3 separate regions of the Mus musculus genome follow, and all the other regions are linked to region 1. The links are chromatin loops, found by intact Hi-C in ENCODE. Cell type or tissue: heart. All regions are shown on one strand.

Region 1 (8,000 bases):
AGGTCAGGGTTGCTCTGGGTAAAAGCCTGTGAGCCTAAGAGCTAATCCTGTACATGGCTCCTTTACCTACACACTGGGGATTTGACCTCTATCTCCACTCTCATTAATATGGGTGGCCTATTTGCTCTTATTAAAAGGAAAGGGGGAGATGTTGGGAGCCGCCCCCACATTCGCCGTCACAAGATGGCGCTGACATCCTGTGTTCTAAGTGGTAAACAAATAATCTGCGCATGTGCCAAGGGTATTTTACGACTACTTGTACTCTGCCTTTCCCGTGAACGTCAGCTCGGCCATGGGCTGCAGCCAATCAGGGAGTGATGCGTCCTAGGCGAAATATAACTCTCCTAAATAGGAAAGGGGTTTTGGTTTCGATATAGAAGGGGCTTTCGCTTTTGGGGCTGGGGGTTTTGCGCTCCTAGCTCCTGAAGATGTAAGCAATAAAGTTTTGCCGCAGAAGATTCTGGTCTGTTGTGTTCTTCCTGGCCGGGCGTGAGAACGCTATTAAGAGGTTTCGTCCTTAGAACTGTGATGTCAGGCAAACCCCAGGGAGTGTGCTAATAGCCTCAACTTCAGGAGCCTTTAGAAACACATCCTAAAAGTGGAGCGGTCACCCTAATAGATCTCCAAGGGTCTAGGTCCTAGTTTCTCTCATTCCTGGGAAGCCACTAGAAAAGTCTTTGAAAAAATATCAGAAATTTTATTCTTTGAAATTTTAATGCACACAGTGTATTTTGATCATCATATCCACACCCTCAATCCTCCCCTTGGCTCTTTCCAGACTCTTTCCCCACTTAACTACCTCCTTTCATGGACCACCCCACTTAGAAATAACCTACCAGGTCCAATTTGTGTTGTACTCTTGGGTGGGGCCATTCTCTAGAGCATGGTTGACTTACGGGGGCTACACCCATAAGTAAGGCCAACTCTTTCTCCTCACAAAGCTATCAACTGCCCATGGCTTCTCAGTCAAGAGGGAGCCTTCCCTGCTTGTCGTAGTTTGTCTTCATTCCATTACCATCGTGGTGGGAAGCATGGCAGCATCCAGGCCGGCATGGCACTGGAGGAAACTTTCACCCTTTCACCCATGTTTAATTCCAACAGACAGATCTGGCATTCAGCAGCAACAAACTTCATTCTCTTGGGCAGGTTCCACTCCCTGTTAGCAGTTCCCATGGCAGTTATCCCATGGCTCTGACATCTCTAACATATTGAGGTATCCGAGGCAACTTCAACTTTACAGCTTCTCATTCCAGTGTCTTGGATCCACGTAGGATCTTCTGGGCTTCTCCAAAGGGTTGTGTCACTTCTCCAGCTCTGCCCTCTGTAGCACTCTGGTTGACTCCACTCCACTGCTGCTGCTGTTCTTGGTGATCATCCCATGGAAGTGACACCTCCAATTCACTGTGGTATTCTACTGCAACTAGGTGTTGTATGCCGGCCTGTGGCCTACTTGAACGGGGTACACTTGGGAGGCAGGCTGGAAGACACGCAGAGCATATTACACCTCTAAGACCAGTAAAAAAACAAATGAAGCGGCTACACGAGTCTTATAAATTTAGACCAATCAAAGAATTTTAATTTTTCTAGCTATAATTATAAGATAAAAACGCACTTTGTCACTTGCTAAACACATTAATCACAATTCCAGAGAACCCCCCCCCCCCAGGCAACAAACCATCTATCAGCTTTTTTGCCCCAAAACTAAGAGGCTGCAGACTCCCTTTCTCAAAAAACTGTTTTTCCAGCAGGAGCCCTCCTGCTGTGCCTGATCCTGCTAAAGCGTGTGCCCACTCTTGCTAAACCAGCAGATAAAGTTTTAGCCATCTTTATTTTCCAACATGAAACACAGAACATTCAGGCATTCAGACAATGAAACAAAACACACATGAATCGACTTGTAAATGGACTGGTGCACCAGACATTAGACAACACAAAGAGGCTGTAGAGCCAGAGAGAATAAAGCAGGGCATTCCCCGAATTCTCTCTGTCTCTGGGAGAGTTTCAAAATCCATTTTCCTCTATATATTTTACTCCACCATTTTAAGCCCTATTCCTCTAGCCTGATGCAGTTCTCGACTGCGGACAACTACTTGTTTCATCATTTTAAACCCTCTCACCTGAAACAGCTTTTGGTTTGGTTTTTCGAGACAGGGTTTCTCTGTATAGCCTTGACTGTCCTGGAACTCACTTTGTAGACCAGGCTGGCCTCGAACTCAGAAATCCGCCTGCCTCTGCCTCCCGAGTGCTGGGATTAAAGGCATGTGCCACCACACCCGACTTCTGAAACAGCTTTTAAAAGCTGTGGACAACCTCCTGATTCACAGTTTCTAGTCCCACACCTATTTCGCTGTCAAATCCTAAGTGGAAAAAGTACCGGGTTAGCACTATTCCAAACTTAACCCATATCCTTCCGCACCTCCAGCAACACTTTTTAAAAAAATGAAGTTTAAAGCCAGCGCTAGCATAAATACCTGTTGCTCACCATGCCCGATTCGATCTCTGATTCTTTTCTCCCCTTGGAGTTCCATACAAGACAGTGATTCCCTGAGTGCTTTCCCGCCGTTCTCAAGGTCCCTGGCTCAGACACCAATCTGTTGTATGCCAGCCTGTGGTCTACTTGAACTGGGTACACCTGGGAGGCAGGCTGGGGCTGAAAGAGACTTAGACGGCGAGAGATTAATGGAGACCAAGACATGATTCTGTTCAAGGCCCACCAGTTTACTAAGAGAGTGTGCCTATAAAAGGGGAAAGCCCATCCCCTGCCAGTCCATTCTTGGTGTCTGAAGCCAGCCTGTAGGCGACAGTGCAGAATAGGAGGTTCCTCCAGAACATCTCAGGGGATTCTTGGCAGGTAGCAGTGCCTTGGAGAGAGCAGTGGCAGGTGACTGAACAAAAGAGCCATCTAGGTCGGAAGGCTCCACCCTAGGTAATCTTCTCAGTGGCAGCAAGGTCAAAGTCTGGATCAGCCTGCTTCAGGGCTGAGGGAGGCTACAATTAGGTTTCACCCATAACTTCTTAAAGGCTCTCTTCATGGTGCCAATTCTCCTCCTTTGCCTGACCCCTTAAGTCCTGGGCTGTTACCTGCAACTGAGGCTGCACCTTCACCAATGACCTTCCCTGGCCTCTCACAGTGCCAAGCCTCAGCTGCTCTCCATGACCCCTTCATGCCTTCAAAACCAGTACTACCTGGGTGATTCTTACACATTACCAAGTCCAACTGCAGCATGAGGTACAACCTTGGCTATCTCTGGAACACAGCTTCTTTGTGCTCTCAGAAGATACTTGCAAGAATATTTCATTTCAATTATGCTGGTCTCTTCTTAATCACCACTAATTTCTTAGCTCCAGCTAAGCAGCATCAATCATGCCAGTAGGCCCTTCTAGTCTTAACTCTAAAGCCAGAGCAACATGGCTAAAGTTGCTGAGTTCTGCTGCTTGCTGGGGCTAGAACATGGCCCCCTTGTTCTATTGCATTATCACTAGCTTTCTGTTTCCAACTTCTTCAATGCCTAAGCTTGCTGTGCTTGATCAAAACTCTCTTCATGAGAGTAAACCAGAGGACACAGTCTATGCTGGGCTTTTCTGAGACTTCCTTTGTCAATGCAATTGACCGAAATCTCTTTACCTTAGCCTCAGGCCGACTTTTCAGACAAGGGTAGAAAGCAGCAACATTCTTCACCAAAACGTCATTAAGAAAGATCTCCAGAGTTCAAATCACCCTCAGCACCAATGTCTTCCATATTCCTACTGGGATGGCCCATCAAGTCCTACTTAAAGCATTCCATAGCTTTCCAAATTCAAAGCCCCCAAATCCACATCCCTCCAAACAAAACCATGGTCAGGCCCATCACAGCAACACCCCAGTCCCAGGGATTAACTTCCGTCTTAGTTTGAGTTTCCATTGCTGTGAAGACACACCACGCCCAGGGCAACTCTTATAAAGTTCAACATTTAATTGGCCCCGGCTTACAGGTCCAGAAGTTTGGTCCATTATCATCAAGGCCAGAAGCACAGCAGCATCCAGGCAGGCATGGCACTGGAGGAGCTAAGAATTCTACTTCTTGTTTTGAAGGCAAAAAGGAGAAGATTGACTTCAGACAGCTAGGAGGAGGGTCTCATTGCCCACCTCCATGGTGATACACTTCCTGCAACAAAGGCCACATGTACTCCAACAAGGTCACGCCTCCTAATAGCCAAACACATTCAAACCACCACGCCAACTCCAGGCTGGGGTGTTCACTGGCTTCATCTTGTGCAGCCAACCACAGCTGCTGTGCATTCCTAAGTGCAACGGGCCATCCTCTCCAGAAGACTATTTTGCTTCAATCTTCCTTGATCTCTGGCTCTTATATTTTCCCTAGCTCCTCTTCAGGGACCATTTCAGAAGAGGAAACATTTCTAATTTCCCAGAATCTCTGTGTCTAAAACAGATATGGTGATAGTGCCTACCTTAGGGGCTTGTCAGAAACCTCAGGAGGACAGGAGTGGGGCAGGGGCATAGTCCTCCTCCTCTTCCTTTCCCCTCTTCTTTCATTCTTTCTTGGCAAGGTATCACTATGTAGCTGTAGCTAGCCTTGAACTCCCAGAGATCTGCCTGCCTTGCCCTCCTGATGGCTGAGGTTAAGGGTGGACTACACCTTGATTCAATTCTTTTTCCTGAACATACTCAGAGTTCATTAAAGTCATTTAAATGACCAGACAAAATATGAGTGAATTATGGGTTAATGGGGTGCTTGACCAGCTCAGTCTCAGTTTGTATGGTACTTTGTTGCCCCCATGTGGCCACTTGTAAGATGGCAGCCAGCAAACGTCCTAATATTGGTGGAAATTTTCAAAATTTTAAAATAATGCAGGTAGTAGTTTAGTTAATTTGCTATATCTATTACTCAGATTTTAAAATCATGTATGTTGTCTATGTTAGCTTTGCACTTGAATTTAAAATATCTCTGCAATACTAAAAGTCCCTTTAATGCAAATGCTATCTCGGATCAGCTCATTTTACAGATTAGAAAATTGAGGTGTGGAGAGATTCAAATCTGGACACTTTGACAAGGCTAGGAACTCCTATGCACTCCTCCATTCTACATTGAGCCATTGGACTTTAATGCATTCGCTTTCCACTTTCTTTCATACTCCCTTGTCTATGTCATCTCTCCTCCAACCCCAGGGCGTCAGCTCTTCAAGATCAGGGACCATATCTGATTTGTCATCTCGTGTACACAGCTCCTGGAAAGGGTGTCAGGAGGCTGGAAACATTTAGTAAAATGAATGGAGGGGCTGGGTCTTGTGGGGCAGTATAGCTTGGAGCATCAGCACGTGGCAGGTAAAAGCAAGGTCTTTCATAGCCAGACCTTGTCTTAAAAACCACAGGGCTGGGGCCTCGGGTGATAGCTTGGTGTGTTTAAAAGCATTTCCTGCTGTTCCAGAGGACCTGTGGTTGAATCCCAAGCATCTACATGGTTATTCACAGCCATAACTAGATCCACGGATTCAGCACTTTTCTTCTTTTTCTTCTCTTTCTTTTTTCTCTTTCCCTTCCTTCCTTCCTTCCTTCCTTCCTTCCTTCCTTCCTTCCTTCCTTCCTTCCTCCCTCCCTCCCTCCCTCCCTCCCTCCCTCCCTTCCTTCCTTTTCCTTCTTTCTTTCCTCTGCAAATACCAGGTATGCATGTGGTGCACAGACAGACACGTAGGCAAAACATTCAAACATAAAATAGCTGAACCTTAAAAGGAATAAGGGAAGCTGAGAGAGTAGAGGAGCTGAGGATGTAGCTCTGTAGAATGCTTGCTTAGTTAACTCCAGAGCCTGGGTTTGACCCCTAGTACTGCAAATAGACAGACAGACAGACAAATAACAATAAAACCAAAAATAGAAGAAAGAAGGGAAGAAGGGAGAGATAAAGAAGACAGGAAGGAAGGAGGGCAAAATCCCAAACTCTTTAAGAAAGTGAATTAGGATGAGAAGGATGGAGGGAAGAGATGAAGGTGGGATGCAAAGAGGCCTTTGGCAGGAGCTCAGGACCGTGAGACATCCAGGGTGAGCCAAGGACAGGTCCCACTTGGCTGGGAAGACATTGCCCTGATTAGGGTTGTCAGATTTGGCAAATAAAGGCACCAGATGTCCAGGTTAAACCATTAATTTCAGATAATCAGGGAATATTTTTTAAAATATAGGTATGTTATATGTTTGTGACACACTATACTTCTAAATTATTTGCTGTATATCTGAAATTCAAGTTTACTGGGCATCTGTTTTTCATGGAGTCAACCTATCCTGGCTCTTCACTTGGGGCTAAGTATTATGGGAGAGCCTCTGACTCTTGTCTGCTTTTTAAATACAGAACATTTTGTTTTTGCTCCTGAATAAAGAGGCACAAGCTCGTTATTGATCTAAAAGAAGGGCATGTTTCTCAGAGACAGACGGCAGCTTGTCAGGAGACAGGAGAATGGCTCTTGAGGCTTAAGGGAGGGAAAAGGGGAGGCATATTGCCCTGAGCCCATAATGGTCTTTCTAGAACCTGCTTGTTCCCTGGAACTTTCCTCCCTAGGCCCAGAGGTGACATGGCTCCTTGGGTGCTGCTAAAGAGGACAGGAGGAAAACATTTAGCTCAGGAGGAAAAGATGACCTGGGAATGTGAGCTCACTGGTAATTTGCTCATTAATTCCATCTCACTGAGTGGTTGGTGGCAAGAGTTCAGAGATGAATGGCATTGGGGTGTGACCTGGAGGCTCTGCAGAGAAGAGAGTGCCTCCCCAGCCCCACCTCTTTTCTCTCTTTCCTCATTTCCCTCCCTCCTTCCCCCCTCTCTTCCTTTCCTCCCCCTCTCTCTGTCCCTCCCCTATTCTTCCCTCTTTTCTCACACATTTCTCTTTCACTCCCCAGTCATTTGTTAACCTAATTGCCCAGTATCCAAAGAGAACCCTAAAGGAATAACTATGGCAAACTTGCTTTTTTGTTATTGCCGTATCTTTGCACGGCAACCTGCCCCTCCGATGTTCCCAGAACTATCCAGCAGCACCCAACTCAACCTAGAGTTCATGTGAGTACTCTCCCCTGATGGGTTGGTACAAATCCACCTTGCATCTAATCTGCCACCTGCCCCTCCGATGTTCCCAGAACTATCCAGCAGCACCCAACTCAACCTAGAGTTCATGTGAGTACTCTCCCCTGATGGGTTGGTACAAATCCACCTTGCATCTAATCTGCCATTTACCTCCTGGCTGCCGACTTGCTAGATTCAGTGTCTGAATCCTCTTGCTGTTCTGACACTGGGTTCCGTATCTGCATGCGGAAAGAACTGTCTTGACCAGACAGACTCTTATGAGACGATTCTGTGGTAGTTTATATGCTCAAAAGCCCAACATCCTGAGTTCAAGCCCTGCTTCTACTTAGCTGCAGAATGCTCTGCACCAATTACCCATTTTTCTTTCCTTTGAATAATGAGTAAACCAAGTAAGTGCATGATGCAAAAACAAAACAAAACAAAACAACCCAAAGCCACAGGAGTGCTTTGAATACAGGTGGTCTAATATGTGTTAGCTATTACTGTAATAAGTAAACTATCACCTAAATGTTGTTTGTGTTGGTGTTGCACAGTTCATCTGTGACTGTAGGCTAGGAAAAATTAATTGGCTCAGATTACAGGGATTATTTTATGATAAAAACTCAAAAGAATGAATTCCTAACCTGCTGGGTTTTAGTCTTCACACCTGTAAAGTGTCTGTAACAGCCACATCTCTCCCCCTACTTTCCAGGAGAGCTCACATGCCTGGTCCATTGTAAGTCTTCAAAACATACATGTTGAATCGGTGAATGTGTGGGCCACCGGGGTATCAGTGATACCGCAAGCTTCGGGATTCTGTCTTGCGAGTCATCTGGACCAACTTGTGGCCCCTGAGACCTAGTACAGCGGAGGCCCACAGAAGGCAGAAGATGAGTGCTGAACTGAGTAGCCAGGCTGGCTGTGTGTTGGTCAGCGTTCCACATCCAGATAATGGAGCTC
Region 2 (8,000 bases), 210 kb after region 1:
TTTGTGTGTGTGTGTGGTGTGTGGTGTGTGGTGTGTGTGTGTGTGTGTGTGTGTGTGTTTGTGTGTGAGTGTGTGTGTGTGTTTGTGTGTGAGTGTGTGTGTGTCTGTGTGGTGTTGTGTGGTGTGTGTATGTGTGTGTGTGTCTGTGTGGTGTGTGTGTGTGTATGTGTGTGGTGTGTGGTGTGTGTGTGTGTGTGTGTGTGTGTGTGTGGTGTGTGTGTGTGTTTGCTGCCTGATCCAAGGAAAGTAGAGAACGTTAGCACAAAAGGACTTTTTATATATGTATCATATATTTTGTACTATCATTTAAAGGAGGGGAAACTGAGGCACAGAAAGACCCCCCCCCCCTGCCAAGGCCGTACAGGAAAGCCCAGGGTGGAATTACAGGTGTGGACCGGGCCAGGAAATTTCGTAAGTCTGAGTGGGTTCAGAGTTTCTTGCACCCTGGCACCCACCTGAGCACCTGAGATGTCAGGCAGCTCCCTGCCCCCTATCAAATTCCTGGCCTGGAACACTTGCCACACTTCCCACATAGGAAACATGACCTGTGATCATGTAGCCCAGAACAGAGTTCTCTATGCTAATGAGGTACCTAGAGGCCCTGAGGGTTTAGCCAATGAGCTTCCCTTCCTGAACATTCCTTCCTGCAAAAGGTATTTAATCTCTGATCCACCCTGAGCAGGTAGTATGCACCCATTTTCCACAGTGAATAATTAGTAAACAGTTTGGAACCCAAGGTCTGCTTCTTTCATCAAGAACCTCCACAGGGAACATGGAGAAGGCCTTGGCCTACAGAGCTGCTCTACCTAAGTCTCCCGTAGAAGGGCCCTTTGTGCTCCCAGACAACTGCCATTAAACTAAGGAATTTCACCTATGAGCTAAGCCCGAGTCCCCCACCCTGGGCTTGTCCTCAGCCTGTGGGTCTCCTCTGTTCTCAGCTCTTTCAAGACTTCCAGCAGTGTCTGGATGTCCAGGAGTCTGAGAACTCCCGGCCCGGGCTCCTCATCGAAGGCCAATGGGCCCCCCACTCCTACCCTCATTCCCAGCCGGTGATGTCTGGATGTCCAGGAATCCTGGGAACCACAGCTTTGGCCTCTCACACCCTAGGCTGTGCTTTCCTGTCCCTTAAGCCGTGTGTACCCAGCAACCGACAGCCGTGGCTCAGGGTAAATGCAGTCTAATGTCTCTGTGTTCCGCCTGCCCAAGCTGCTGTTCCCACACCCCAGGGTCAGGAGGAACGCAGGGATTCTGGTCTTTCTGATTGTTTTTATTTTCAAGGTACTGGGGGATTGAACCCAGGGCCTTGGGCTAGGCAAGCATATACCACCAAACTACATGGCCATGTTTCTTACCTAGCTTTAGAGCACTGGTTGGCCATGTTCAATGCCAATGAGTATATGGCCCTTCTGTGTTACAGTTCAGGGGCAATTCTATTGAGTGCAGGATATGTGTTTTGAACATATTCATGGAACAAATGTTTATGCATGACAGATCAGGAAACAAAACAAAATATTCTGTAAACTCAAGTTCTGTATCCCAGGGAGGCAGACTTCTGCCAGGTGTCTATTTGAGGAGAAATACCTTTCTAAGTTTTAAAAATTGAAACAGAAAAGTTAGTGGGTGGTTGGAGCCAAGGGAAGAGGGGAGCTAAGGTTGTCTATTGCAGGAGGCAGGCATGTTTGGAACCGTTAGCCTGTAGGAATTTCCCCAAGAGCGTCTGCCTCCACCCAGAGATGAGCAGATAAACTGGCCCATGAGGAGGAGAGCTTTGTTTCTTTTGCATTCCTGGATGAGTCAAGCCTGGCTGTGTCTCCATTGGCTTCTAGAGATCCTCTCAGGCATTGCTGTGACTCCTTCAGTGCCCACCACTCTATGTCCCCTGGTCCATTTGGTCCCAAAGACTATTAACAGTTTCTATCTCTAGAACAGTTTCAGGAAGAAGGTTTTGGGCCTTTCCTGAGTCTGTAGGTGGCTGGCTGGCTGGAAGCATGTGCTTGCAGCCTGGCTTCATTTATGATCCTGGTGTAACATGGACAGGGGTCTACACTGCCTGCCAATCACTGCACTGCTTGCCCATGCCAGCAACACTGTTGCCTGGATGATAGGAGTAGCTTCTTTTTCTCTTTCTTTTTCTCTTTCTCTTTCTTTTTCTTTTCCTTTTTCTTTTTCTCTTTCTTTCTCTCTTTCTTTCTTTCATTCTTTCTTCTTTTTCTCTTTCTTTCTTTCTTTCTTTCTTCTTTCTTTCTTTCATTTCTTCTTCTTCTTCTTCTTCTTCTTCTTCTTCTTCTTCTTCTTCTTCTTCTTCTTCTTCTTCTTCTTCTTCTTCTTCTTCTTCCTCCTCCTCCTCCTCCTCTTTCTTCCTCTTCCTCTCCTTCTTCCTCTTCTTCTTTTTTTGTAGAGTGTGTGTACCTTATGTGTATGTGTGTGAATAAATGTGTGTGTGTGTGTGTGTGTGTGTGTGTCTAGAATAACACTGGTGTTATTTCTCAGGCACTGTCCCCTAAGACATGGGTCTTTCATTGACCTGGAGCTCAACAATTTGGCTTGGCTGGATGGCCAGTAAGCCTCGGAATCTTCTTGTCTTCTTGTGTCTACCTGTTCAGCCCTGGGATTATAGGAGTACACCCCCACGTGTAGCTTTGCATGTGGGTGTCAAGGGTCACATTTAGGCCCTTGGCTTTGTGGAGAAAGCACTTTGGCCACTGAACCATGTCCTCAGCCCTGCGGCAGCTTTTGATTCTTCTGTGTCATTTGTCCTCTCCCAATCTGTGCCCCAGGCTGATGGAACACAGCATCACAAAACCCATCATTTCTTCTCTTCACTGCCCCCCCGCCCCCTCCCCGGCCCACAAAGCTTCCCAGGATTCTCAGAGTAGAGATCAAAGTCCCTTGCCACATTGGCCAGGTTCCATGGCCTATGCCCTACACCAGCCTTGTTTGCCTTTCGGAGCCAGATGTGTGCCCTCGAGAAAGTGCCTTCCCATCTTTGAACTCCTGTTTCCTCCTCTGGAGAGCAGACATCATAACCCCAAGCATCCTGCAGCTCACGAGGCCCTCAGCCAGGTCTACACTGCTCTCACCTCTCCAAGCCTCTCCTCCTCCAAGGATAAACAGATTCCAAAGATCTTGATTCACAATAAACCTTTTCTTCTCTGAAAGAACAGCCTGACTTTACTCTAAGCTTTCTGATTCCCCAAGGAAGACTTTCTTCTCTGCTTCTTCTCTGCTGCCTTAGACTAAGTCGCCATTGTCCAGCTAGAAAGGGCACACTTCTGAAGCCACTCGTTAGCAGGATGTGCACTGTTATAGCCAATGTGAAGCCTCCTGTTTTACCTCAGCTATTGTTCCCCTTGTTCGAATATGAATGGCATACTTTCTTACAAGGAGGACTCTTTCAGCTCTGTGCCTGGAATCAAGTTTCCGGGAAGCAAGGACCTGGCCCCAGTGGTGGATTTATTGAAGGATGTTCTCGGGAACCCATCAGTCATTTTCTGGCCACATTTTTATTGATAGGCACAGATGATGGGGAAAGTAATGGATGTCTGCACAAAGAACAGGGAGCTGGGAACACAAGGAGGCACTCATCAGCAGAATGGAGCATTCATGGTATAAAGAGAATCTGTGAGCCTCACCTGCTGAGCCTCAGAAACTGGAGTCTTCTCTGAGGGCCTGGGTGGCAGGGAAGGCCCCCACCCCCGAAGTGAGGGCTTGGTGGACCCAGCACAGCAATTAGGTTAGAAGGAGCTACAGGCTCAGTATACCTCCAGCCCATATACTTTGTCTCATTGAACTGAAAAGACACCTGGCTTCACTGGCAATAAAGATGGAGGCTAATTTCACGAGAATTTTCACAGGGCACTCCAGAAGTGGGGACTGTCAGCATGGGAAAAGGACTTAAGTCACACAGGAATGTGGTCAGAAAATGACTGGTTCCCGAGAACATCCTTCAATAAATCAAGTACTGGGGCCAGGCCCTTGCTTCCTGGAAACCTGATTCCAGGCACAGAGCTGAAGGAGGCCTCCTTGTAAAACACTCCTCCAACACACTAACTCTTGCTTGCTTGCACTGCCTCAGAAGGTCAACATTGTCTTAGAACAGTTCATTGAACCGGTCATTCATGCGAAAGGTGGTTAAACCCACAGAGTAATGCTTATCACTGTGAGTTCACAGTTTTCTCTAATACAAAAGCATGCTTTTCTTTCTTTCTTTTTTTTTTTTTTTTACCCTCCAAGGAACACTGGAACGAAAACACAGGGTGAAGAGTCCAAAATGATTCCGGCTGGGAGAATAATTCAAGTTATAGCTCCAAGCTGGCACCGGAACACAACCAACCCCTGAATGTCCCAGGCCAGGCCAGTCCACATGTCCTGCTGTCCCTGGTCTCTTGCTGGCAGTAGCAAATGAAGGAGGCCAAGGGCGAGGCTGTCAGCAGCAGGAAGATTGTGGCCAAGTGTTCAGCACCATCAGGCCTGAGTGCATTACTGACCCCTCCTGGAGGCAGGAGCCCAAGCAGAGATGATTTCAGGGAGAGAAGGGACTGGAGGCAGTGGCCACTCATTTCCTCACTGACTGCAGAGAGACGAAATGTTCCGGAACTGGAAAACTACCAAGCTACTAAACCCCACGACCCGTTCCCGGGGGGGATGCCGCAGGGGTCATTCTTCAGGCAGATTGTCTGCCCCAGGTGGTGATCCTGCTCTCAACAGAGCGGAACAGCCGTGGGAAATGCTTATTTCTCTTCCATTTCCTCTCCCACCACTCCATATTTAATAAGTGCACAGAGAGGTCCCATCCCGCTGTGTCCTGGGCCTTTTGAAGCACCAGTGTATGCAATGCCCACCTTGCTCAGCCACGGAGGCGGTGGGGAGGTGTGCACAAAAGCAACAGTGGGATTTCTTGTGTGACATTTCCTTTGGGGTCTCAGTTGGCTGGACCATGGTTGGACGCCAAACATTATTCTGTGGGAGTGAGAGTGTGGGGCTTTGTTTTGTTTTGTTTTTGGATAAAATTAACATTTAAATTGAATTATTATTATTATTATTATTATTATTATTATTATTATCATTATTATTATTTTAGTGGTGTGGCTTGCCCGATTGCCCCATAGTAGGAATGGGCTCCATCAAACCGCTTGGAGGTCCTATGCCAACCCAAGAATGTCCTCCCCGATCAAGGAATTTTGCAGTAAATGCATTTGCCTTGAATGCAGCAGCATGTCTGCCCTTGGGTCCTGATATCTGGGGCTTGCCAGCCTCGACAACACAAAAGCCAATTTCTTAACTAAATAAGTTTCTTTGCACACGTGGGTCTTACTTTATAAAAAAAAAAACCGAAATAAAACAAAAACCAACCAACCAACCAACCAACAAACAGGGTTTTACCACGTTGCTTTGGTTGACTAGTCTGGCCTTGAACTCCAAGAGACCTACCTGCTTATGCCTCCCAAGTTCTGGGATTAAAGAATGTGTACACCCAAGCCCAATTGATGTGTGTGTGCATGTGTGTGTGTGCGCGCACACACACACACACGCATGCAGGTACCCTTGTAGGCCAAAAGAGGGTGTTAGATCTCCTGGCACTGAAGTTATAGAAGGTTGTAAGCACTCCATCGTGGATGGAGATCATTGAGGAGCTGAAGCTGTAGGAGTAGCAAGCACTCTCAACCACCGAGGCCTCTCAAGCCCTGCTTTAGCCGATTCTGGTTAATAAACTTTCCAGTCTCACCATACTCCACACACACACACACACACACATCACATCACACACGGGCATAACTTCTGTCCCGGGCCACCAGAGTCTTGATGCCAGGCTCTCCTGTCCATCTTCTCTGTGGTTGTCCTCCGTCCATGCCACCACCTGTCGCTCAGCCTCAGCTCCTCTCGCACCATCAGTTGTGGGCTTTTATCATGTGATTACTGCACACCAATAAGCTTTGCTCCTGGAGCTCCTGGCTCAGTCTCTATCAGACTTTGTTTTTGGTGAGCCAAAGAGCGGGTGGCAGAAAAAAGAACTACATTTCCTGTCGTTTTCAGTGTCACTCAGGCTAAATTTACAAATCGAGCACCATCATGGAAAATGCTTCCAGTGTTTGGGGAACACACCTTTGGGACCCTTCAGCATCCTGTGTGTTGTGTAATGGAAGTTGACAACACTTCATCACATCCACGTGGGATCACCAATGCCCACCCCACTCCACTGGCATTTCAGGGAAGGACTCCTGTCATCTTTGATCCCAGGACAATGACTTCCTTGGTGAAACTACCTCCTGCGATCTCTCTAGGACCAAGTGCTTTGCCCACCTTTTGTTAGAATGCATCCTCACTACACTGAAATAGAAAGGCGTCTTTCTCTCTGGCTAGGATTCAAGGATGCCAGTGTGTGCCTTCTCCTTCCCCAGGGACCTTCAGAGGAGGTCACTAGGCAAGCAGAGCCTCTCTTCTTTGCCTGCTTTCCACACATACTGAGAGATTAAACCAGGAGGCTGTGAGTGTCTGACTGACTCTGTTGTTCAGATGCAGGCCAAGTTAGAGAACTTGGGTTTTGCCTGGGCTGAGTGGTCCTTACGAAATCCACAAGGATCACTTGCTACACAAGACTACACAGGTCAGGGCCTGTAGGGAAGGGGAGCCAGTGCTGGCGAGGTGGCTGACTAACGTGGCCCAGATAGCCGCTCTCCTCAAAGGGGAAGAGCAGGCTGCCTTCCGCAAGCCCAACATTCATTTTCCCAGATGTCCTACTCATGAGCTCACGAGGCTGATCCTTCCTCATCCAGCCACAGGGTGGAACAGGGATATTGGACCCACTGGAATAACGCCACACTCGTTGCACTTTAGAAAGAAAGGAGGGCCAAGAAGACGGCCTAGTGGGCAAAGCGAGTTAGTAAGGTGAGGACCCAAGTTTCAATCCCCAGAGACTAGGTAAAAGCCAAGCCTGTTAGCATCTTCCTGTCATTCCAGTGCGCCTGTGACTAGATGGGAAGCAGAGACAGGAGACTCTCCGGAAGCTTCCAGGTCAGCTAGCCTGGCATACGCAGCAGCAGACGACAGTCTGTCTCAAACAAGGCAGAAATTTAAGACTCACCCTTGAGCCTGTGGCGTGGCCTCCCCATGTGGGACACAGCATATGCCTCCCTGCCCCCACACATACACAGAAAGAAAACCAGAATGATAGGAGGACCACCCCCCTTATTTTACAGATGGGAAGCCTGGGGCCTCAGGTTAGGTCACTCCTGACCTGAGTGTTTTGTAACCTTAGGCTGTCATGTGTGTGACAGATACTAATGGTAATACTGTGATACAACTCCAGAGTGAGAAGATGATAGCCTTTGCCTCTCACCATTAACTAATGCCCAGGGAATCCCGAAGCCTCCTTGGCATGGAGAGTGTAGAACCTTGGAGCAGGGTCCTGGAAGACTCTGCCCCTAGGAGATCTTGGCACAGTGCTATAATTGCAGATTCGGGAACCACTGGTCTAGGATCACTTAAGTCTCTCCACATAATTAGAAGAGGGAGAAATAACATGTCAGGATAAAACATGCATCTAATCACGTTAGAGAGCCCTGTTCATTCCCCAGCCTTGGCCCTTTCTGTTCCTTTTGGTCCTCGGTCATTGTAAATCAGTTCAAAAAGTGATTTCAAAATAGGAAAGGACCACGCGGTGGAGAGGCAGCCCTTCACATTTAATCTTGCTCTGGCGCCAGCTAGGATTTTAATTTTGAAGCATGGTAAGAAGGCAGAGGTGGCCTTTGGCCCACTGAGAAGCAGAATAACCTTATACGCAGACAGACGGACTGGGGGTGGGGCGGGGATACAGGGTGTGTGTGTGTGTGTGTGTTTGTGTGTGTGTGTGTGTGTGTGTGTGAGAGAGAGAGAGAGAGAGAGAGAGAGAGAGAGGGAGAGAGAGACAGAGAGACAGAGAGAGTCAGAGAGACAGAGAGAGAGAGATTTCCATCATAAAGAGCCTAAAATAAAGATTTCTCTCAAGGCTGGTGGGAGGGGCA
Region 3 (8,000 bases), 410 kb before region 1:
TTCTTCTGGATTGTCAACTTCCTTTAAGACAGAAGCACTATTAGATCATATTCAAACACTGAGCATCAACCTGCTTTATTCTGGCATCACTACCTCCCCACTTCTTTTTATGCTCTACAATAGGAATTAAGCCCAGGTCCTTCTGTGTGCAAAGCATGTGATCTGTGAGTCAAAGGATGCTCTATTTTTGTTGTATGTTTCTTGAGACAGGGACTTATTATACTGCCTAAGCCTAGCCTCAAATTCATAACCACCCAGCCTCAGCCCTACAGATGCTGGGATTAGATGTGAGTATCACCATACCAGGCCCTAAAAGGATGGTTTCTGATATTATTATTTTTCTTTCTGAATCAGGTCTTAGGCTTTTCTTTTTTCCTTTCCTTTCTCTCCCTCCCTCTCTTTATATTTTGACAAGGTTTCTTTGTGCATCAGCCTGGGCTTTCCTAGAACTCACAGAGATGCACCTGCCTCTGTCTCCTGAATACTGGAGCAGTGTGCCACTATACCCTGGCTTTGCTCATGGTTCTGAATATCATAAAGTGAAAAGAAAATCTAAGTAAGTATATTCATGATGATGTGTATAATAGCAGTTAATGTTTTAGTATAGCTCTCTGAAACAACACATGGGATCAGACCATCCTGACTTGGTTACAGAGATTACCTCATGCTCATTGGATACAGTTACTTTTTCTGGAACTTCTTGTGGTTGCGGGTCAGGATTCTCTTCTGGAACCTCATTTTGCTGCTCCAGCTCCAGCTCTTTCCGCCGTGCTTTTCTACGTCTGGTCTCTGCTCCAATGGTGGGAAAGCTAGGAGGAGGTGGGAGTGGCAATTCTGCAGCATTGGGATTTCTTTTCTGTATAGGGCAATTCCGGTTTCCCTTGTGACAAGCACAGTCCACTTTGTAATTACTGTGCCAAAGAAACAACCATAAGTATCTCAGTATTCTTGTAAACAGAATATTATGGCATACTAACTATTCGCCTTATTGAAAAACTGGTATAAAAATTTCCTCTGATGTTATTGTTAAATAAATTAGAATTGGTATAATACTTTCAAAATTTCAGTTTTTCTGTATATGTCTACCTCTAACCTATGCAGCACAGAATCAGGAAGAACACAAACCTCGACTAATTCTTTCTCCCTACTGCTTTTTATTTTTCTTTTCAGAGTCATGGCCTGGTGGGCCTGGTTGGCCTGGAATGCCTTAGTGACCTCAAACTCATACAGATCCATATGCTTCTGCCTCCTATGTAGTAGGAGTACAGATTCTTGGCAAAAAATACAGTAATTAAAAAAAAAAGGAGGGCAAGATTTAAAAACAATTTTAATATTAAGATATTAAAATCTTAAGGCCATCTATGCTTATAAAAATTTCTGAGGTCTTACCAGTTACTATATTCATAATCAAATGCAATGGTGACTTCTGCATCCTTGGTGATAGCAGATACGGCATAGATACACAAGTGAATCATCCCATCTGCAATCATGTGTCTCACCTATATGAACAAGACATCATTATGTTTGCCTTCAAAACCAAAACCAAGTTTTCCATAAATGGGAAAAGCATGACCCAAATAATTTCTGCCTATTTTGAGTAATCTGTTATTTTATTTACCTCTATCACTTCATGATAATACACTAGTGAACAATCTGTTAAACTTCTTCAAAATAGAAAAGGGTGAAACTATTATTTTATTCTTAAAAGTATCTGCATTCTGCTAAAGAATTAAAAATTCCTTAGCCTGGAAACAAAGCTGTGTTAACCTTACTGCACTTACTGTGAATACATCGATTAATGAACTTTAGAAATGTTTACAAATTTTTACCACTGTTTCCCACAATAGCAAAGACAAACTATTACCACATGACATTTTAATATTTTAAATTTTTTCCAATTCAATTTATAGACATCTTATCCAGTCTGTTTTATTACTTCTTTTTTTTTTCATTTCTGTCCTCTCTAAAGAAAACCTATTTCTTGTCTTTATTCCATCTCCATAAGACACCACACTTTTACTTTTTCATCTCTGCATTAAAAATCATACAACTATTAGCTACAGACCTTTATCTGGGTGAAGTTTTCAGATTGTTTCTTCAATTAAACATGTCCTTTGATGGCTCCATTGAAAGGGAAGTTGCTAAAGATAGCTTACCTCTGCATTTGGTGTACATGATCTTCTGATGAACCGAGCATCATTACCGAAAGTACGAGCATCGACACACATCTCTACACCATTGAATTTTGAGTAGAAGAGCACAAAGGGATATGGTCTAGGGATATAATTAAAATTCCTGTAATTCTCAACACAAACAAAAGGGCCACCCCACAAATGTGATGTATACACTGACTCAATAAGGAACAGTCATTTGCAATACCTAAGGTAGCAAACACCACAGACTTGTCTGCTTTTCATTAATGAATAAGCAAAAAGCAAGGAATGTTGGGCTTGGAAAGGAGTCATCACTAGTGTACATACACGATTTGCAGATTTATTTGCCCTTTTGAATCAACAGCAAACAGACAAAACACGAGCTTATTTGAATGACTCGTCAGTCAGAACCATGCAAGCCCTCAATGCTCAACAAATGATGTTCTTACTTTTTAAAGAAATGCCCATTGACCTCAAATTGTTGTCGTAACATGACTTTCCCACGATATTCTATTATAAGAGTGTCCAAAGCCAAATCTCTTGCAGCCCTCAGGATTTTCCGGTGCTTTTGAACACGAGTGACTCTTCCCAGCTGTAACTGAATAAAAACAGTGTTAATGTTTAAGAATAGCAATAGCAGTGTGGTAAACATTTACAGTGTTTCATAACTGTTAAAAAGGTACTAACACTTTCAGGTTTTATCAGTGTATTAAATAGGTTGAAGATTGGAAAATTTTCTTTTTGACATAATCTCAAGTTTCCAGGAAACATGTTCCAATTAGTGGTCCCAGAGAAGGTAAGATCAAAGAAGAACTTAAGATGTCAGTGGAGCTGTGTCTGCTTTATAAATTTATAGCTTTTATTTCTCAAACATGTGCCTAGACAGTTTAGTTACTATAACCTGATTTTGAACAGAGATTATCAGCAGGAAGGTAGTTCATTTGTTATTTGGTATGGAATAATGATTTTGTTCCATTCTGGTTCTTTGGTTATTAAAGTAATTTCAATCTCTTAGTGCTTTTAAAGCTTTAGCTCTTACCTGCATTTGGGAACCGATTACTGTATTATTACAGGCCAGTTCAGTTTTATTAATAGTGTCTAAAATTGCAGGTTTGCCCACAAATTCCTTGTTAGAATGGAGATGTTGCTCAAGGGCATTCTGTACATCTGCACTGTACTGATTAGTGAAAGCTTCTTCATATTGATCAGTCCATAGTCTTATCCGATTTTCCCAGCCCTCAGTGGTATTTTCATCTAAATTCTGTGCTTCCGAGGGAGAATTCTGTAGAGATCAAAGATAAGTGAATTAGTAAGAGACCATTCATGAACACGGCAGGATAAGCAAGATACTTGTTTTTACTTGACAGTTGGTGTAGTGTAAGAGCAATGGACTGAAATCAGGGGTTTTAGCTTCTACTATCAACCAATTATGAGGTCTTGGACACCTTCAAATGATTTCCTCATTTGTCTAATTATAAAGTGAGAAAGTAATCTGACTTAGTATCTTCATCCATTACTGGTTTCATGACCATTTTCAGTAGTAAAGATCAATCCATCAAGATTGACATCAGCCGGGCGGTGGTGGCACACGCCTTTAATCTCAGCACTTGGGGAGGCAGAGGCAGGTGGATTTCTGAGTTTGAGGTCAGCCTGGTCTACAAAGTGAGTTCTAGGACAGCCAGGGCTACAGAGAGAAACCCTGTCTCGAAAAACCAAAAACCGGGAAGAAAAAAAAAGAAAAAAAAAAGAAAGAAAGATTGACATCAAATTCCTTGGGGGAGTCATAAAAAGACAAAAAAGAATTTTAAGTTGTTGTAGTGCATAAAATTTCAAAATAGGCTGATATTCGCTGTGTTAGTATAGCAGTAAAAATGGTTTGTATTTGTATTAGGAGAATGAGTCACCTATTTGTTTCTGAGACACCTATTATTTCTAATAGCAATACCTAGTTCATAATGTTAACACTCACAGGGAAATTACCATTTGGAACCATTATCAAATACACGTTGAATAATGTTCCATCATTTTATGTAAATTACCACACAGAATTACTTATCCAAATGTATTGAAGATACACTGGTTTACTTATTGTTCTATTTTTAACATATATTTTGCTGGTATGCCTGTGCCACAGAGGACACCTTGTAGGAATTCTCTTATTCCACCAAAAGTGTTCCAGGGATTACACTCAAGTTGTCAGGCTTGGCAGCAAGTTCCTTTACCTGTTCACTCACCTTGCTGACCTAAAACACTGGCTAAGAGTTGTGTCTTGTAGGAAAGCTCTTGGTTTTGAGATTAAAAATTCAAATGCTATTCTCTTTATATTCCTATAGCTACTACCTGTATCTTTATGAAAGTTTTCATTAATTCCAAAGACAAAATTTATAACTTAACTTAAAAATTATAAGATAATTAAAGTAAAACCTTTTTTTTTTTCCTATTTAAATTTTAACATATCTACAAGGCTCTGTTGAAACTGTAAGCAAAAAGTGTATATAAACTTCTCTGAGAGAAAGAGATGGCTTTCATTTTGCTTACAGGTATCGAAAGTTGAGCTAGTTATAGTATTAGTTGATAGCAGGGGGAAAAAAAAAAGAGGGCCTTACAGTTTAGGTCTAAAGTTAGTCCCCAAATTCTATGTAAGGTCCCTGTTAGTAAATGAAATAAAATGAAACGAGCAGTTGAAAATACACGTGGCAACTTGTAGATTTATCTCATTAAAGAATCTCCTATCCACATAAGAGGTCAGACTTTCAAATTTAAGGTAAAATGTCACTTGACATCAATGACAACATCCACTGGTGCTCCAACTACAAAGTAATCCTAATAAGTTTATCCTAACTCAAAGAGTCACTGTTTATTTAATGGACAACTTAAGAGATTTAGGGATACGAATACTTAGAAGAACCAAAGTACAACTCAAATTCAAACTAAAGCTCTTAAATCCTAAACTTTTAGGAGGTATGTCAACTTACTCATGGGCAGGACAAAAGAAGATATAAGAAACGACAACCAAATCTTTGAAAACTAACCAGTACAACGAAACCCAGCCAGTATCTAAAAAGTACATTACTTCTCCAAACACACACACACCAGTCCTATTTGATAAGCAGCATTACATAAATCTCCACCAAGAAAAAGATGCCAAGAAATGCCAAAAGATGCCAAGAAAAATAGTGCTTTTTCAGTAAGACTATCACATATTAACAACACCAATTTTCTACTAAAGAGTTATCCTTTCAAACAATAATTCAAAGCCAAAGTTGTCAAGGAGAGTTTACAAGAGAGCCTGGCTCATCACCAGAAAATTCTCACTCCTGAGGTTGAGTCCAATCACTGGAATAAAACAGACTAGCCTCGTTTTGTTTTTAAAAACTGTGACTTATCTCCCACACTACCACAATGAAACAGAAACATGAAAATATTTCATAAAATAGACAAGAAAGTCCACTCTGGAGAAAATATTTATGAAAACTGAATGGCAACATTACAACCTTGTGAAAAGCAGACTCCAAGAGTCTCAGACCATCAACGTTAGGAAAGAAGCCATCAAAAGGCAAGACCAAATGTAAAATGCAGCATCAGGAAAGGTTTACCCCTTCCCTTCATCCGCAAGGACTTCCGGGATCCCTCTCGAAATGCCTATCCCAAAGAGGAAAACAAGTAGAACAAAACAAAACTTGGTACCAAGAATGACAGTTATATCCATGTGACTAAAACTAAGTAAGGTACTAACCAGTATCCTATGCTGTCTCATTTTCAGTGTAACAAATACAACGGTACATCAAACCATGATCAAGAAAAAGGACAGTTCAAAGGCTCATGAACACGGACATGAATTCCAATACTTTGATGGTATGAGACAATTAATAGGTAAGAGCATGCACCACTTATAGACTATACAAACTGCTGACACCAAGCAGAAAGTAATTATAATCCTCAAGTTGCAGATTATTAGTTTTGAAATTAGGAAGGAAACAAAGACTGATCCCCTTCACAAAGGGTGGGCAAGTGACCTAGGAGCAACCAAGTTGCTGTGATGGGGAAGAAAGAATAGAAAAGACAAATGTTTCTTCTAGAGACCCTTTATCTAAGAGTATAGAAAAGTGACCAAGACAATAAGAAAATCTAGACCATTCAAGATAAATTTCCTCATGTTATTGTTCTGTTTAGATATAGGACAATCAATCAGCCTAATGACCTCAATGACATGAGGTCAGCCATGTAAACAAGACAAGAACTTCAGACTGCTTTGTGACAGAGAAGTAGGGAGATGCTGCAAAGACAGTGGAAGCTTAGATTCAAGGCTGTATCTCACATGAGAATTTACCAGCAAGGGCTGGCATTCCATACCTGGGATGGTGGTTGAAGTAGAAGAAACTGAGCCTGTGGTGATGGTTACGAAGGTTAGAAGAGAGTTTGTTCTGTTTGTATATATTGATCAGGTGACTTTTTGAAAGTAGAAAAAAAGTGGCCAAACACTGGCATCAAATTTCTTCAAAGAATTTTAGAGTATTTTTGCTTGAATCAAATGTTTGAGCTATTTCAGACATACTTGTATTCAAGGTGTTTTTATACACCTTGCATACCTTGATCTTCTTCGTCTTTGGTGCTGCACGACCCTTTTCTGGACTCTTTTTCCGCTTCTTGGGTTTGGTTCTTCTAACAGTTAAGGTGATGCTTGTAGGTGTGTGCTGTGTTGCTGTGTACAACACAGTGGAAGGAGAAAGCTCCTCATCCCAGCTTTCTGTTGCACTGCTATCCCCACCTGAAAAAAAGATGATCACACAGCTCAGGCACTAATATCATCTTCTTCCTCCTTTCCATATGCCCTACACCAGGTAAAAAATTACCTCTACTATAACTCTACATAGACCCCCACCTTTCTTCTGAAAACAAGATTTTTTGTTGTTGTTGTTGGCATGAAGTAAGATTTAGTCTGTATTCCATCAATTTTTCCCCTTCAAAGTAGTTTCCACACTCTGCTGTCTTTAACTATAAATGGGTAACTTAACAGAAAAAAAAAATTATTTCTGGTGCTTACAAAGGATAATTTGACTGTTAGAGGTCTAAGAAACATTTCCAGATAGATACAGTGGTTTTGGTGGAACTTCTTTGTGTGAAAATAGCTATGTACTATAGGAGAACATTTAAATCAAAATATTTAGTCAAAATGTGGGCTTAACCCACCTTCTGCTCACCTGATATGTTGTCCTGCTTCCGCCGATGAAGTCTAATAACCTTCCCCCTGCTCATTCCCCTAAAGAGGGAAAATAAACTTAAAGTAGTCCTTCCAGCAGCATGCAGCACAGCACATCATACATGGGAGAAGTGTCTCTGCGTATGTACTACCCCCTCCCTCCCACCTACCAAATGTTTCCAGGACATTAAATTTCTTATCAAATTCAATAGCTTTAACATCAATCTCTCATTCCTTGTTGTCAGCAATTCTCACCTAGTGCAGAGAATTCGAGCCAAGGAGCACTAAGGAATCATCTACATTAACAAACACAAGAAGAAATACTTTGAGCTTTTCCCTACTGATAAGAAACCCTAATCCCAGCAACCCAGGTTTGAATTTAGATGAAACAGGATCTTACCTGCACTTGTCACAGTTGAGAAGGAAGCCATCCTGAGAAAGACCACAAGGACACCAGGTAGGAACAGTCTCTCCTTCAGAGTTCGGGCTGTCTCCACAGCGTTCCTCTACGGGCGACGGCAGGCCATTCAGGTCAGAACGAGGGATGATCGTCTGGACAGGGGGAGAAGCAGGAGGTGTCGGAGGAGGAGGGGCTCCGTAATTATGATCCTGAAAATAAGATTTTTTAAATCAACAGTGTCCAAACA

What was found. Peaks named below come from ENCODE experiments on the same cell type or tissue, not always from the same donor. Only the 100,000 strongest peaks of a DNase experiment are listed, where the experiment ranks them.
Region 2: a loop joins it to region 1, with 4 times the contacts of the local background. A loop is called at or near these places in 15 of 42 quality-filtered maps.
Region 3: a loop joins it to region 1, with 2.5 times the contacts of the local background. A loop is called at or near these places in 6 of 42 quality-filtered maps.

What each region holds. Positions count from the first base shown.
Region 1 is chr6:112,697,349-112,705,348 of GRCm38, reverse strand. Gm35824 (a long non-coding RNA gene) reads right to left here. Exons shown (of 2, transcript XR_377964.4): 1 at 7,094-8,000; 2 at 6,862-6,979. It overlaps Gm26799 (a long non-coding RNA gene), which reads right to left and starts at 5,569. Exons shown (of 2, transcript XR_869361.2): 1 at 2,472-5,569; 2 at 1,185-1,477. In heart, a CTCF peak has its summit at 4,780 (motif pointing left); a DNase peak (open chromatin) is centred at 4,748; H3K27me3 peaks cover 1,453 bases.
Region 2 is chr6:112,491,423-112,499,422 of GRCm38, reverse strand. No RefSeq gene overlaps it. Among named protein-coding and RNA genes, the nearest start is that of Oxtr, 5.6 kb to the right of the region's middle. In heart, a CTCF peak has its summit at 4,508 (motif pointing left); a DNase peak (open chromatin) is centred at 4,462; H3K27ac peaks cover 284 bases; H3K27me3 peaks cover 4,494 bases.
Region 3 is chr6:113,110,279-113,118,278 of GRCm38, reverse strand. It overlaps Setd5 (SET domain containing 5), which reads right to left. Exons shown (of 22, transcript NM_028385.1): 4 at 7,754-7,905; 5 at 7,355-7,413; 6 at 6,743-6,921; 7 at 3,193-3,435; 8 at 2,603-2,751; 9 at 2,157-2,274; 10 at 1,390-1,499; 11 at 662-911; 12 at 1-21. Among named protein-coding and RNA genes, the nearest start is that of Setd5, 37 kb to the right of the region's middle. In heart, no CTCF peak of the experiment used is centred here; no DNase peak of the experiment used is centred here.